Regions from separate parts of the Mus musculus genome. Here region 2 is linked to region 1. A link is a contact called in ENCODE Hi-C or POLR2A ChIA-PET data. All regions are on one chromosome and are shown on one strand. The core of a region is the stretch at or near the end of the contact, and the rest is flanking DNA. Distances in the headings are between cores, read along the strand shown.

The links. Hi-C counts contacts between places; a loop is a spot of excess contacts on that map. ChIA-PET counts read pairs that join two places held with the same protein, here RNA polymerase II (POLR2A).
Region 2: a loop to region 1 is called in a map of left cerebral cortex, with 4 times the contacts of the local background. The contact joins the promoter of Tmem165 here to the promoter of Srd5a3 in region 1. A Hi-C loop is called at or near these places in 15 of 37 maps with a recorded cell type or tissue (T-helper 1 cell, T-helper 17 cell, gastrocnemius and 3 more). POLR2A ChIA-PET finds 5 or more read pairs at or near these places in 4 of 5 experiments (Patski and embryonic stem cell).

What each region holds. Positions count from the first base shown.
Region 1 is chr5:76,135,544-76,142,798 of GRCm38, forward strand. Srd5a3 (steroid 5 alpha-reductase 3) reads left to right here and starts at 4,730. Exons shown (of 6, transcript NM_020611.4): 1 at 4,730-5,005. The coding sequence starts at 4,785.
Region 2 is chr5:76,181,162-76,188,416 of GRCm38, forward strand. Tmem165 (transmembrane protein 165) reads left to right here and starts at 2,719. Exons shown (of 6, transcript NM_011626.2): 1 at 2,719-3,191. The coding sequence starts at 2,985.

The sequences.
Region 1 (7,255 bases), core at 3,480-5,979:
AAAGCTGTGGTCATTACTGCGCATATTGTAACTAGCTCCAGGACAACAGCAACTAAAAAGAACCCGTAGTCTCTGACTCTCTCCTTAAGAGTTTCGATTTACCAACTTTAAACTTAATACTTTTCCAGTTCAGATGCTTGGGGCTTTTTATTTTGCACCTTGTGCTGTTGCTAGACCAGCCCTAGCTTTTCAGATAGCTCAGGGATCCTGGTTCTGCCTAAGCCAGCCCTGGCCAGGCCTTTCCAACCCACGCTTCTACACCCTTCAGGCCATGGCTTCAGGCCCAGCTCTCTCTAGTGTACTTTTAACTGCACTGAGCTTGGAGCTGTTGCAGCTGTTGTGCCCTCAGGCTTTGGTCTGCTTTTGTTCTTTTTAAAAAGACCAGGCCAGCAAGCTCTGATGGAGATCTTTCACCTGGTCTCCATAGGCTTGGGTTCTAATTGCTGTAAGTTGGACACCATAGTGTTACAGTAAATTTTATTTGGGGGGTCCTGTCCCACCTTAGACCATTTAGTTCCCAAACAAAAGACAACAAATCTTTATAATAAACCTTAAAGCATTAGAGCTGGCCAGATATTAACCTTCTATGCTAGTTTGTCTATTGTTCCTGTCAGTAACCCTGAGATATCATTTGCAGATCCCGCCTGGGCTGCTCCTTCTCCAACAGACCAGCCCTCATGGCCATGTTTTCATAATCCACTTCCCCTATGGCATCTTCCTCCTTCCTCCTCTTCCTTTCTTCCTCTGGGTCTCTCCTCAGACCCAAGCCCAGAAATCAAAGCCCTGCCTGCCTCTCTTCTGCCAGCTATAGGCTGTAGACATCTTTATTAACCAATGGTTTTTAATTAAGGAGCAAGGTTTGCACAACAAAATCTGGCATACGTGAGAATTCACTCTCGTGAGGCAACTAGACCCTGTTACAACAGACTTTAGCATTACAATACATAGTGACAGACCAAACCTCAACAGTGTGTAGCAATTTTAAGCATCTGTTGTGTAACAGTTCTCTCCACAATCAAACATGCCCTTCTGCAGGAAGCCCCTTAAGTCAGCAGGTAAGCAACTCAAAAGAGCTTCAGGAAGTCCCTGAAACTGACCGAATTCATTAGGCCCCTCCCTACCAGAGTAAGCAATAAAAGGAGAGTTGCCCTCAGACAGAAGGGAGCTGAGCTTAAAGACTCTCTGAGAAGAAGAACTGCAAAGATAACCCTGGCAGCAGCTGCATGGAAGACGAAGAAACCATCACAGCCCCCTACAAAAGGTTTAGAAACTGTTAAGGCCTTTGGACACTCTCCAACGTGTGGAGCTGCCTGCAGGCTCTTCAGTGTGCTCCAAGTTCAAGCTCACAGCTGCGTGAGCTGCCCCTATGCTGGAGTGTACTTTGGTGATGCAGCTGTCTTTGAGTCTTTTTTTTTTTTTTTTTTTTTTGATCTCATGAGTAGCCCCTTACCCATTGTGGTGGTTTAAATAGGTATAGCTTCCATAGATTTACGTGTTTGTATGCTTGGTCCATAGGGAGTGGCACTATTAGGAGGTGTGGCCTTTTTGGAGGTAATGAGTCACTGTGGGGGTGACCTTTGAGGTCTCTTACACTCAAGCCACTCCCAGTGTAGTGCACAGGTTCTCTTTCTGCTGCCTTCAGATCAAGACGTAGAACTCTCAGCTCCCTCTCCAGCACAGTGTCTGCCTGGATGCTGCCATGCTTCCTACCATGATGATAATAGACTGAACCTCTGAAACCCATATTTCTGTAAGTAACTGATAGGTGTTTTTCTCTCTCCGTGATTCAGATATAGGCCAGATTAGATCAGATGAAAGTAGTTAAAGGCAGGTTTATTAGGAGGCAGCATTCAGGTGGGCTCACCGATCTCACAGGTGGAGATATCACCTGTCACATATCACTCAGACTAAAGCCAGAGGGTTTTATAGGGCTTAGGTGAGGAGTAATGGTGTGTCAGCTAGGAGCTGGGATTGTGTCCATACATGATGGCTCATTTAAGGTTTTACGGCTGTAAACAGACACTATGACCAAGGCAAGTCTTATAAAGGACAACATTTAATTGGGGCTGGCTTTCAGGTTCAGAGGTTCAGCCCATTTTCATCCAGGCAGGAGCATGGCAGCATTCAGAAAGGCATGGAGGAGCTGAAAGTTCTACATCTTTACCTGAAGGCTGCTAGCGGATACTGGCTTCCAGGCAGCTAGGTCATGGGTATTAAAGCCCACACCCATAGTGACACACCTACTCTAATAGGGCCACACCTTCTAATAGTGCTACTCCCTAGGCCTAGCACATATAAACCATCACACATGGTCAAAAAGTGAGCCCCTGGGCAGGCATTCTTGAGTGGGGTGCTGGAAACAGGAATATGAAGTGTAAGGGTCCAAGAGTTGCTAAAGGAAAACCCCCAAAGTTAAGTAGTATGAAAAAGCAAAGAGTGTTTATTCTTTGGAAACAAACAGCATTCATTGATCAGCCATTATACACAATGGAGACCCCCGGGGAGAGCATGCAAGCTTCTTCTAAGTGCAGATAGGATAATTCTAGGGATGGTTAGGTCATTTTAAATATGATTGGCTAGGTAAGCAGCAGTTACCTTTTTTATTGGTTGCTGTATTTGTTTTGCCACTTTTGTCAGGCCTTAGATAAATTCCAGGAACTGTCTCAGTCCTGGGGCTGACTGTCTCCCTTAGCCGGATGTCAGGGCAGTTGCTGATTGGTGGCCCATTGTCTGGGGTTTTTCTGAGAAGCCTTGCCTGCTTCCTTGGGAAACTGAGGCTTAAGGCCTAACATGGCTGCCTGTTCTAAAATGGAGTGATTGGGGTCCTCTCAGAGGAGGGATGACATGAGAGTTTGGAGTTTCCTCCATGTGAGTGGGCTCAGGGGGAGGAAGGCAGACCTGTTTCCTAGCTTGGGCAGGGGATGAGCAGGGTTTCCAGCCTAACAACCCCAGAAAACTTCTTAGTTCACGGACTCAGACTGTGGTGGCATCAGTGTGTGTCCATCAGGAGCTTCCTATCTGGGGTCAGTAGATGTGTGTATGTCTCCCCGGGGAAAGCGTTGTCACACAACGGTTTCATTGACTGCTTTCTGTGTGCTCAGTCTCCATAGTTACCTACCAACAGCCACATGGCATTCTGCTGATACGGTGTTAGTGGGAGGCGGGGAGATGGCTCAATTGCTAAGATAAATACTGCTCTTGCTGAGACTCTGTATTAGTAACAATATCTTTTTGTTGTTGCTGTGATACAAAACAATGATCAAGAACAACTTACAGAAGAACGTGTTGGCTCACAGTTCCAGAGGAAGGGCCCGTGTTGTCAGGGGAGGCACGATAGCAGGAGGCTGGAGCAGGAACTCGAATGTCCTGGTTGCTTTTGTTAGTTTTGTCAACTTGACACAGGCCAGAGTTATATAACTGAGGAGAGGAAGCTTAACTATATTATTAATGATTATTGACATGGATGGGCCAGTCACACATACACACACACATACAATCTATAAATAAAAGTATTCTTTTTTTCCCCCACTCTGTAATCTTTTCTTTTTTTTTTTTAAGAGAGAAAATGGGAGTGTACCATAATTTGGCTAAACGCATCAAGGCAGATTTAGGGGTGTAGTCATTTTTCTGTTGAAAGCAAGGCTGTGATAAAGACTTGTATTATAGGGGTACACAATTGGATCCCATTTGCTTCCTCCTTTCTGAGTAGCCTGCATTACTCAAGGACCCGATAGCCTGAAATACCACTAAGCAGCTGTCAACAGGGAACCAGGCCTTCATCTAACACGTGATGGTGTTTTCCACTGATGCCTGAAAGACAGCATCTGAGCCAGATCCGTGGAGGGAGGTTTTTGGAGATTTGCTGTCTCATACCTTGCCTTCCCCCTCACCCCCACTGCCCCATGGACTCGAGCCAATGAGTGCATAAAGGTCTTCCAAATCTTTTCATTCCTAGCCATAAAGGCAGCAGACACAGCTAGTTAAACACTTTGTCCATGGAGCAGATGGGTGAAAAACGTAGGTCCATTGAGGGCATTACTCTGCTTTTCCACTCCAAAATCCAGAGTTTGCCGGAGCAGCTCCAGCCTACAGTTGACAAAGTGTAGAATTCCCTCACCGAGGTCTTTCCAGAGGTCATCCCTGAATTTACAGCGATCCCCATCTGGAGTATGCTAATGAATCTGGTGCTTCTGGTAGACCAGCGTGGTATTAAGATCCTTCGCATCTTGACTCCTGGGGGCCCCCTCTAGGGACCCAGCCAAGAATTCAGCCTGTACTTCAACCAAAATTTCTCTTCACACTTTTTCGCAGCAGTAATCCCGCAGTCAAAGTTTATAGAAACTTACACAGGCTGGTGAGAACCTGACCTCTAGAATAGGATCCCCGAAGCGCCACATGGTGGAAGGAGAGAACCAATTCCCCCCAAGCTGTCTTGGGCTCCCACCCACACCTCTTGGCATAGCTCCACTCCACTTAATAAATAGGTGTAACGTATCTCTACAAGACTTGGACTGTAGCACGTGGTCTCGCATGCTCCTGCAGAACTTCAAGTTGGAGTTGCATCTCGGAATTAGATTAGAGGCAGTACAAGTCTAAAGCGCAGCCTGCTCAAACCAGGTGAGCAGGAGCACAACCCAGCTCCTGAGCGCCTAGCCAGGGGCGGGGCCGCGCGTCCCGCCCAGGAGCCGCGTCACCGCCAAGCGCGCCGCCGAGGCGGGAGGGAGGGAGGGGGTGAGAGAAGGAGGGCGGCGCGGCGGCGCGCATCTGTAGCCGGCTCCCGGGCTATGGCTGGGTGGGCCGGGTTTGAGCTCTCGGCCCTGAACCCCCTGCGGACGCTGTGGCTGGCGCTGGCCGCCGCCTTCCTGTTCGCGCTGCTGCTGCAGCTGGCGCCCGCCAGGCTGCTGCCGAGCTGCGCGCTCTTCCAGGACCTGCTCCGCTACGGGAAGACCAAGCAGTCCGGCTCGCGGCGCCCCGCCGTCTGCAGGGCCTTCGATGTCCCCAAGAGGTAACGTCGGTGGCGGGGCGCGCCCGGCAGGGGGCAACAGAGGCGGCGCAGGCACGTGAGCCAGGGGCTGTCCCCGAGCCGTCCCCGGAAATGACAGAGCATCTCAAGTTGGCCCGGCCCCCAGGGAGCCGCCCTGACTTCTTTACCCCCAGTTTTCCGCTTCCCCTCCCCAGAACTTGAGGTCGTGGAAATTCATGGACTTGGAGGCAAGTTCTTCCTCGATTTCCGCAGTTCTCAGCCCGATCTGTCACAGTCAAGAAAGAAGTCCAGAGTGTGCTCCCCTGGGGCTGTGCAGACATCACTAACCTGCATCTCCACAGGTGCTCTGGCAAACTAGCCCAGTATGCCCTGCCCCAACCCATCCCGGAAGGCTCAGTAACCAAGTTGTGAAATACTAAAATCTTCCGGGGTACATATGGACTCCGCTGAGAATATGTGAGACCCGCCACATGGCTTTCCTTTCCTTTTCTTTCTTTCTTTCTTTTTTTTTTTTTTTTAACTCCACGATGAATTCAGTATGTAGATGGAGAAGTCATCTTAACACAGTATTCTAGATAATAAAGCTGTGTCATTTTTTTTTATGAAATTCATCACGCATTTGCATTTAGAATTGAATTGGAAGGAATGTGATGGGTTCTGACGGATTCATCTAGATTGCTTTAGAAATCTGTAGCCGTTGCCCACCTCTGCAGATGGCGGTGGGGCTATCAACTGGCCCCAGCTATGTCCTGACTGTTGGAGGGGGTCTTTCAGGGGGTTAGTGTGAGAGCAGAGTACCATGTCATTGTGAAGAATGAATGGTAAAGAGATTAAGACCCGGAAGAACTCTTCCTTAGAGGCCCAATTTTAAGACCATCCTACCGTCCTCTTATCCTCGGGTTTGATTGGCCTATATCCCTTATGCTATATAGCAATTTATTTTCTGACTTTTGAGAGAGGTTCTAGTGTCCCCAGAGTTCAAAGCACACTTAAAAATCACTTATACTCAGTCTCTCTGGATGGGACTCCTCAGCTGCTACACTCAAGTCTGCCTTTGTGTGACAGCCAAGAAAGAGGTGGGCCTTCCCTGTATTCATCCCGGTAACACTTGGTACTCTGGGCTTCTTCTAATTCTTAACAGTATTGTGAAATAATTATTCTTTCCTTCTTCCAGAACTCAGAGCAGAACTTCCCAAGGTGTTCAGGTGCTCCGAGGTGACAGGGCCTATTGTTTTTCCCTAAATTGAGTTGGTTTTTGTTTGTTTGTTTTTCCTTCAATACTGGAGAAGGTCCAACAAATCCAGGCCTATAAGGAAAGGCATTTTTAATTGAGACAAAGGTTTAAAAACAAAACAAAACAACCAAAACGGGAATATTTGCATCAAAACATTGTCCTTTGTAATGGCTGCCCCCCCCCCCCCTTTTATATGAAAAGGGGATAACTGGAGTTGACAAGTTTTCATTTCCCTATTTCCAGAGGACCTCCCATGGCATTGTGCTTAGCACATTCATAATGGGGAAATTATAATAATTGAGTTAGAGAGCACTACCACAGCGGAGTTGCTCGTATGTCACATGCTAAGGACTTGAAAGCCTTTCTCCCCTTGATCCTCATGACAGACCTGGGAGGGACCTGCCATCTTCAACATTTTCATCCATGTGTTCACAAATTCAGGCTGGTTGTACAGTGAGTGTGGCGGCTAGCCCTTGCAGCCTGCCTGTCGGTGTAAGATGCCGAACTCCTGACCTCCAGGGTGCCAGGCAAGCTCTTCCACCTTGCAGACCTGAGTCCTGTCTGAAAAGTCCAATGGCAGTGGATTACCCTGGCGGGAGACACTTTGTAACATCTCGGCTAATCCAGATTTTATAGTATTTGGTAACCTTAGCTAAAGTGCTTCCGACTTAAACATTTTTGAATAGTTTCTCCTTTTGCAAAATGTAATGACATCGCCAGGAATGAAAATAAAAATTAAGTTGGTGACTTCCACACTTACAAACAGGCAGCGCAGAACCCCGTTTCTGCACATAGGGTAGTATTTAGGTCCTTTCGCTGGTAATTATTTCTCCTAAGGAAGCAAGAATAAAACCTAAGTCAGTTCCTGGAATGTTGTTTCCTATTCTCCAGCATGGGATCTATTGTTGGCTTGCTTGTTTGTCTAAGTTTTCAGGGTGTTTGCTTGTCCCCCTCACCGGGCTCATGGTAAAAGCTCAGATACAGTATCTTCAGTAAGGCCTTCCATACCTGCCTTACTTAAAATGATAATTCTGCAT
Region 2 (7,255 bases), core at 1,469-3,968, 44 kb after region 1:
AACTAGAGGGAGTGGACAGAGAAATTATTAAGTTACATTGTATTTATTTATTTATTTATTTATTTATTTATTTATTTATTTTGGTTTTTCGAGACAGGGTTTCTCTGTATAGCCCTGGCTGTCCTGGAAATCACTTTGTAGACCAGGCTGGCCTCTAACTCAGAAATCTGCCTGCCTCTGACTCCTGAGTAAAAACAACAAAAATATTTTCTAAAGTGATAAAACTCTAGCCTTTTTTTTTTTAAATTTCCAGCTATGAGGTGAGCCATTTTCCTTTTTTAAAATATTTATTTATTTATTCATTTATTTATTGTTTTTCGAGACAGGGTTTCTCTGTGTAGTCCTGGCTGTCCTGGAACTCACTCTATAGACCAGACTGGTCTCAAACTCAGAAATCCACCTGCCTCTGCCTCCCAAGTGCTGGGATTAAAGGCATGTGCCACCACACCTGGCTGTGAGCCATTTTCTTATCCCATGTGCTCCACCATCTTGTGCTGCCTCACCACAAGTCCCCAGACAACAGGATCAATGGAGTATGGTCTGAAATTTCCAACACTGTGAGCAAACACAAACTGATCCTTTATAAGTTATCTCTGGTCTTTGTTACACTAATGGGAAATAAACACAATACAGGTATAAAAAAAAAACACCTTAAAAGGTTGATAGGGGTGGCCCTGTGACAGAATTTCTGCTTAGCACATACTTAGTCCTTGGTTTCATCCCCAGCCCACATACCACACACACACTGCAATACCCATGCAGTAGTAGTTCTTACTGTAAGATGATTGCTAGTGCTTATACTTCAGTGACACTTGTTTACGTAGGACAATGCCAGAAAGCTTAATTGGAATTTCTAGGTCTCCTAGACCCTTAGTAGTTATGGATCATGTAAACAGCTTCTGTTGTTTTTCAACAAAGGATGCCAATAGGGCTGTAGCCGTAGCCCAGTAGCAGAGAACTTTCCTGATAGGCACAAGGTCTAAAGTCACTCCTGGGCACTTCAAAACACACAATTAAAAAGAAATTTAACCTATTTTTTTTCCTTTTGGTTTTGTTTGATTTTTTTCTTTTTCAAAGAGAGCTTGTCACTATTCAAGACTAGAAGGATAAAGGTTCCGAGTCCTCGAGGTCTAAGTTAAAGCTAGCTCTAGCTTTGATTTGGAGCCAAGCACAGCCTCAGGAGATGGAGCCCTGTGTGGAACACAAAGAGTTACTCACTTTGGAATCTGATGCCTGGAGTTCACTTGGCAGAGCCCCAGTGAGGCCAGGGAGGTGGGCAACATGGAGGCGCTGCGAAAACCACACTCTCTTCAGACTCTGCTCCTGTAACACTGCCATGCCAGCTCCCTTCTGGGGACAGAGCTTTAGAGCCCCATTGCCTAACATCTTCTGTTGAACAGATTTCCTGTCTTGCTCCAGAGCCACTGGAACATTGCAATCAGCATCTCAGTCTCCTGCAGCTGTAGCCCTTGAGCCATTTGCTTTTTCTTTGCTTTATGTGGGGTAACTAGAATTTAGCCAGGAGGCCTTTCTCTGAGATGATCATAGACTAGAGAACGCCAGGAAAAAAAATAATAAACCTGGTCCCTAGCAGAACTCAAGGATCCGTGACACCTAACTCTTCTGCCTCCATCTACTGGGCTGCTTCTTTTATTCTCTCCACTTGACACTCCTATCTCCTCTGCAGGCCCTTTTGAGCAAGGCAAATCTTTGCAGAAAAAGGAGGTGGCTGAAGGAGTCTAGACTTCTGATCCCTGTCATGTTGTATTCTGAGGGCTCAGGACATTTACACTCCAGGAATGAACTTGGAGGTACAACAACTGCACCCCAAACTATGTGTAGGAAGCATCTTGGTTATCTCACAATACTGGGAGCATAAATAAGCTATAGCTTGAAGGGTTCTGTAAGGAGCAATGCTGAGTAGGCTAAGGAGAGGTTGCAAGAATGGCTTGTGAAACAGGAGTAGGATTTAGATTAGTGCCTGGCACATGGTTAGCAATTTGTGGTGTGTGTGTGTGTGTGTGTGTGTGTGTGTGCGCGCGCGCGTACGGTATCTCAGCTTTTCTTTAGAAAAAAAAAAAAAAATCCAGCCCTAGTCTAACGCCTAACTAACCATTCTTTCCTGTCTTCTACTTTTGCCTACTCAAGGCCTCCATCCCACAGAAACCCTAACCACTCAACTCCAAACCTTTTCAGGATATCCTATTTCAGGATAAGGCATCCTGAGCCAGGGCAGTGATGACTTTTGGTCTGCGGCTATTCAACAATGTTTTAAAATCAAGCTTGGACGTTCTCATCTTTTACTTCCGAATCTTACTTCAGAACCTTCAAAAAACCCCAGCATATGGACCCCCAAAGAACATTCTGTGTAGGCGGTCCAGGGACGTGGTGAGGGTGGGTGGATCGTAACTTAAAGGTGTGGCAGTTCCTGCCACGTAGGTAGCGGGGCTGGGACTCACTTGACATTTAATAGAAGTGGAGGTGGCGGCGGCTTAGGCCTTAAAGACCTAAGGCTCTTGAGGAAGTACTGGTAGGAGCCTGGCAGCCTGACCTCTCCAGGGCCAATAAGGGGGTCTCTGGTGGGACCCGAGAGGACGCAGGGAGAGTCCATCAAGCAGCTCCAGCTACCTGGCCCGGCGCGCCGGGTCCAATAGGACCAGTGAGCGAGCCGCACCTCAACCTGCCGGAAACGTCACGACGCCGGGCTGACGTCGGGCCAATGGGAGGTCGTGTTGGCCAGGGGGCGGGCCGGAGGAGTTGGGCCGCGGAGGCAGTTGGAGGAGTGTGTGGCTTCTGCTGCCCAGCTGCTCCGGAGCTCCCGCCGCCGGTCCGTCCCGGTCCGGTCCCCGCGTCCCGCGTGCTGCAGGGCTGCCCCCTGAGCGGCAGCCAGGCCTGACGGAGGCGCCTGCCGGCACGCCGGGCTCGACGCTTCCCTTCGCCTGCACTTCTTCCTGCCGCAGCGCGGTGCCGGCTGGGCGGGCGGGATGGCGGCCGCGGCCCGGGGGAGCGGCCGGGCGCCGACGCGAAGGCTGCTCGTGCTCTTGCTGCTTCAGTTGCTCTGGGCCCCGGCCGGGGTCCGCGCCGGCCCGGAGGAAGACCTGAGCCATCGGAACCAGGAGCCGCCGGCGCCCGCCCAGCAGCTGCAGCCGCAGCCCGCGGCGGTGCAGGGCCTCGAGCCGGCCCGGGCCGAGGTGAGAGCCCGGGCTGGTGGGGATGGGGCGGGCTGAGGCCGCGGAGCCCGCAGTCGGGTACCAGGCTCCCGCGCTGGCGGCGCCGCCCTCTTTCCGAAGAGGCTGGGGGAGGGGAGCCGGCCCCTGCTCCGCTCGCTGGGAGGAGGGTGACAAGACGGCTTTCTTAGGCGCGGCCTGGCCTGGCCTGGCTGCTTGGGGGAAGGGAAAGTGAGGGCCCCAACCGGGGCTCCCCAGAGGTCCTCTAGATCCCTGGTACCGACAGGCTTGCTCTGGATTCTGCCTTCTGCTGATCACATGGGCCATACTGAAAAGACTGGAAATCATCATCCCAAGTAGAAAGTTTTTAGTACAGAGCCGCTGGGAGACTTGTCTCTCTCGAAGTAGCATCACATTGTTGGAAGTATCAGCCATTGTTGAAGCAACCCAACCAGAGATGCTCACCCGAATTCAGCTCGGCACACCCTGTGGTTCTTGCCAGATACAGTGTCTAGAGATTATGCGTTGCCACCCTCCCTTAAAAAAAAAAAAAAAACAAAAAAACGTGTTTTGGCATGAAGGAAGTTGCCCTTGAATGCAGAGACTTGTGCCCAAAGGTAGAGCGCTCTATAGTGAGGGATTCCAAAACTCCATTTATAGGTAAACTAGAGCCTCATAAGTTTCTTTAACCATTACCAGATAGATAGAAATTAACCTTTTAATCTATGTTCGTAGAATTTCTCCTTTCTATGTTACTTTCCTCTGAGTTGGACTCTCTATTTCCAATTTTGACTCCTACATTCTGGAGTTTTTTTAGTCTCTTAGTAGGGTCCATTTTGGCATTCCCTTTCCTACTTCTGTCTTTATCTGCCCTCCAAGAGAATGGCTGTCCTGACTTGAGTACAGATCAGGGTGACCGCAGGATAGATATTCATTTTCCCATCACCATGCCGTTCCAGCTAAACCCCAGGTCTTTTAGGGACCCACCACTGCCTCGCTGTGTTCTAAACCAGTGGCTTCCAGAACTGAAACCTGACCTCTGCTCACTGCCATTTTCCCCTGAGCAAAGACCTTAGAACAGAATCCAGGCATGGGGCCTGTGGTTCAGGACCCTTCCCATCTTCAAGAGCCAGCAGAACCTTCCGGAGCCCTTCCCAGGATGCCCTGGTTAGAAGAGCACTCCCTGAGTCCTGGGCGCTTTCCTTTCTTCACAGTTCATGTTACCCTTTGGCCTTTCCAGTATTTTGTTTTTCTATGTAGTATCAGGAGATGGGAATTTCTGTGATTCTGAGTTTGGTTTTACACAGCAAGTACTTTCTAAGAATCACCTGTCCCGAATGTAGCAATGGTCTTGAGGAGAACTAAGGAAAAATTCTCCTTACTGGAAGTACTCAGGAAGAGGTCAGGTCAGTCAGCACCTGTTAGGAGATTTAGTTATAGTGACGGTAAGATTTAGTGAGAGCTGTTAAGCGGGCAGAGCAGGTGACATTTCCTGCTTGTGGATGGGGCAGTGCAGGTCTGAGAAGAGTGGTGGTTCGGAAAACCTGATTCTTGGCAGACCCAGAGCTGGAAACCAGATCCCTGCTTCTCACCCTGCCAGGTGCTGTCTGCAGTCCTTGAGTTTGCTTGAAAACCCACCCCCCTGCTAGCCATTTGTTGTAATGGGTTTAGTGTTGATGGCTAACACATTGATGTAAGCCTTTTCTCGTGATGCCCAGCCCACTCCTCTTTTGAGGGTTTTTATGTTTATCTATTTTTACACTCTTGCTTCTGACTTGGTTTCTGTCTGCTCTTCAGTGTGTTGAAGCCCTGAGAACATTGTTATAGCATACTCTTTTTTTTTATCTCTTTCCTAAGACCGTGTATGTTTTGGCATTTGCTAAGTAATTTTTCTTCTTTTTTTTTGAGACAGGTTTCTCTGTATAACCCTGGCTGTCCTGGAACTCACTTTGTAGACCAGGCTGGCCTCAAACTCAGAAATCCGCCTGCCTCTGCCTCCCGAGTGCTGGGATTAAAGGCGTGCAACCACCACGCCCGGCTGAATTTTCTATGAGAAAATTCTAAGATTTTTACATTTCAGTTCCTATCAGGTTTTAAATACTTTTATGGAAAAAACTATAAAATGAACTCAAGCAGGGAAAAAACTTTTTTTAAGAGTATATATCCAGCCGCCTTTTACTTGCTAAAGGATTTACTAGATGAAGAAAAACTCAGCTTTTATTATCTGCTACCTGTGATTTTGTTCATTTATTGATTTTAGCTTAGAAAATTGAACTGCAACTGATTATTTAGTTGTTAATTCTAGAACTCTTGTAAAGTTTGACACACACACACACACACACACACACACACACACACATGGTGTGTGTGGGGGCAGATCAGACCTGTTTCACTAGAGAGATAAATGGCCATCTGATGGTAGTGCAGACCAGGTGGCACATGTGAAGCAGGAGCCATTCACCATCAGATCCCAGGGCTCTAGATTTTTGGCGTAGAGGCATTGGGTGGACGGGGCTTCTCTGCCCATTCTCCCTCTGTCAACCCTTGCTGCCATTCAGGCATGGTCTGTCTCTGCTCTGAACTGCTGAGTTGTCATTGAGCAACTCCCACATAGCTCTGCATCAGAAGGTTGCTTTAAAACAGTCACCACTGGGAGTGAAACAGCCCTAGGGGCCAGAGTGCAGTTTACGAGTATATAACTTTTTAGGCATTTCATAGGGGTTGTAGTCATATTGTAATTTTTGAGACAGAAATACTGGTAGATACAGCTAGATTTGCAGTCCTTTCTGGGATGCTGGAGAAAATGTAACCATGTTAAGTAAACGTCCCAGTGGTTAAGACAGTATGTGTGGCCTCAGTGAAGTGTCTTACAGATTCTTATCTTTACAATTAAGGGGTTGGAGGACTTGCTGGTGCAGACACTATGGTTTTTTGTTTTAATATTTTCATATATTTTGATGGTTCTTTTCCATTAGGAATTGACAGTTTACACTTAATAGCAAAACACTGTAAATAAAAACATTTTATGTTTTTGTATAACTTTTCACAAAGTGAAAAAAGTTTTACAGTGAAAAAAATTTTTTCTTCCATGTTTCTTAAACCACTTAATAAAAATATCTCGTTTCTATGTAGTGATATACATAAATTTTTTTTCTTCCGTGTTTCTTAAACCACTTAATAAAAATATCTCTTGTTTCTATGCATTGATATACATGATCAAAATACAGTTTAACAACAATATAAAGTGATTCGGATTTGTTGAGTATCTGGGTTTCAGCTGACTTTGCAACTATGAGCAGTGGATGGTTTAAAAGGATGGGATATCTAAATTTAGCCTTTGGAGGCCACCGCATTGAGAGTGAACTGTGAAACTAAAGGGGGATCCTGCTTTCATCAACAGGCATCTGGTAGAAGAGACAGTGCAGACAAGTGGTTATATCTTACTGGGTTAAGGAGGTGGCTGAATTTTCAGACAGGGCTCGCTGTGTGTTGAGTGTTCTTCGTCTTTATAATCTAGTTACAAAGAAGGCCGGTGGTGATGTACAGTTGTCCCAGTCCTTGGGAATTTGAGGCAGGAGCAGTGGCATTTCCTTTGAACATACAGTCATGAGTAAACTACAGTTTTTATGCTGCAGATGGTGACCTGAGTTTGGTCTTGTTTTTTTCCTATTTCTTCCCTGGGCAGAATATAGATCCTATATATTCTGACGTTAGAGCTAATCTGGCCGAGGAGCAGTGTTGGTAGGCCTGCCCAGTCCTGTTATCTGGTCCTGCCGAGGTTCTAGTTCTCACTCTCCTCTTGCTGCTGTTCTTGGCTTACTCACTGTGAGGCACCGCCACAGAAGCCATCGTGTTCCCATTTTCATTAAACTGCATTAAACACAGAAGGTGTCTTCTTCAGCACCCAGATCTCAGCCTTTTGTGATTGTGATTGATGCTTTGAGCTGTAAAGACCTCTGCATGAAATGAAGCTTTTGGTACTCCATTTATTTGGTGTTATCATGTCATCAAAAGAACACTTAAGAAAAATCAGTAAAATTAAGTAATCTGCTTTAAATATGTAAATATATAGAATGGTAAAGTTCATA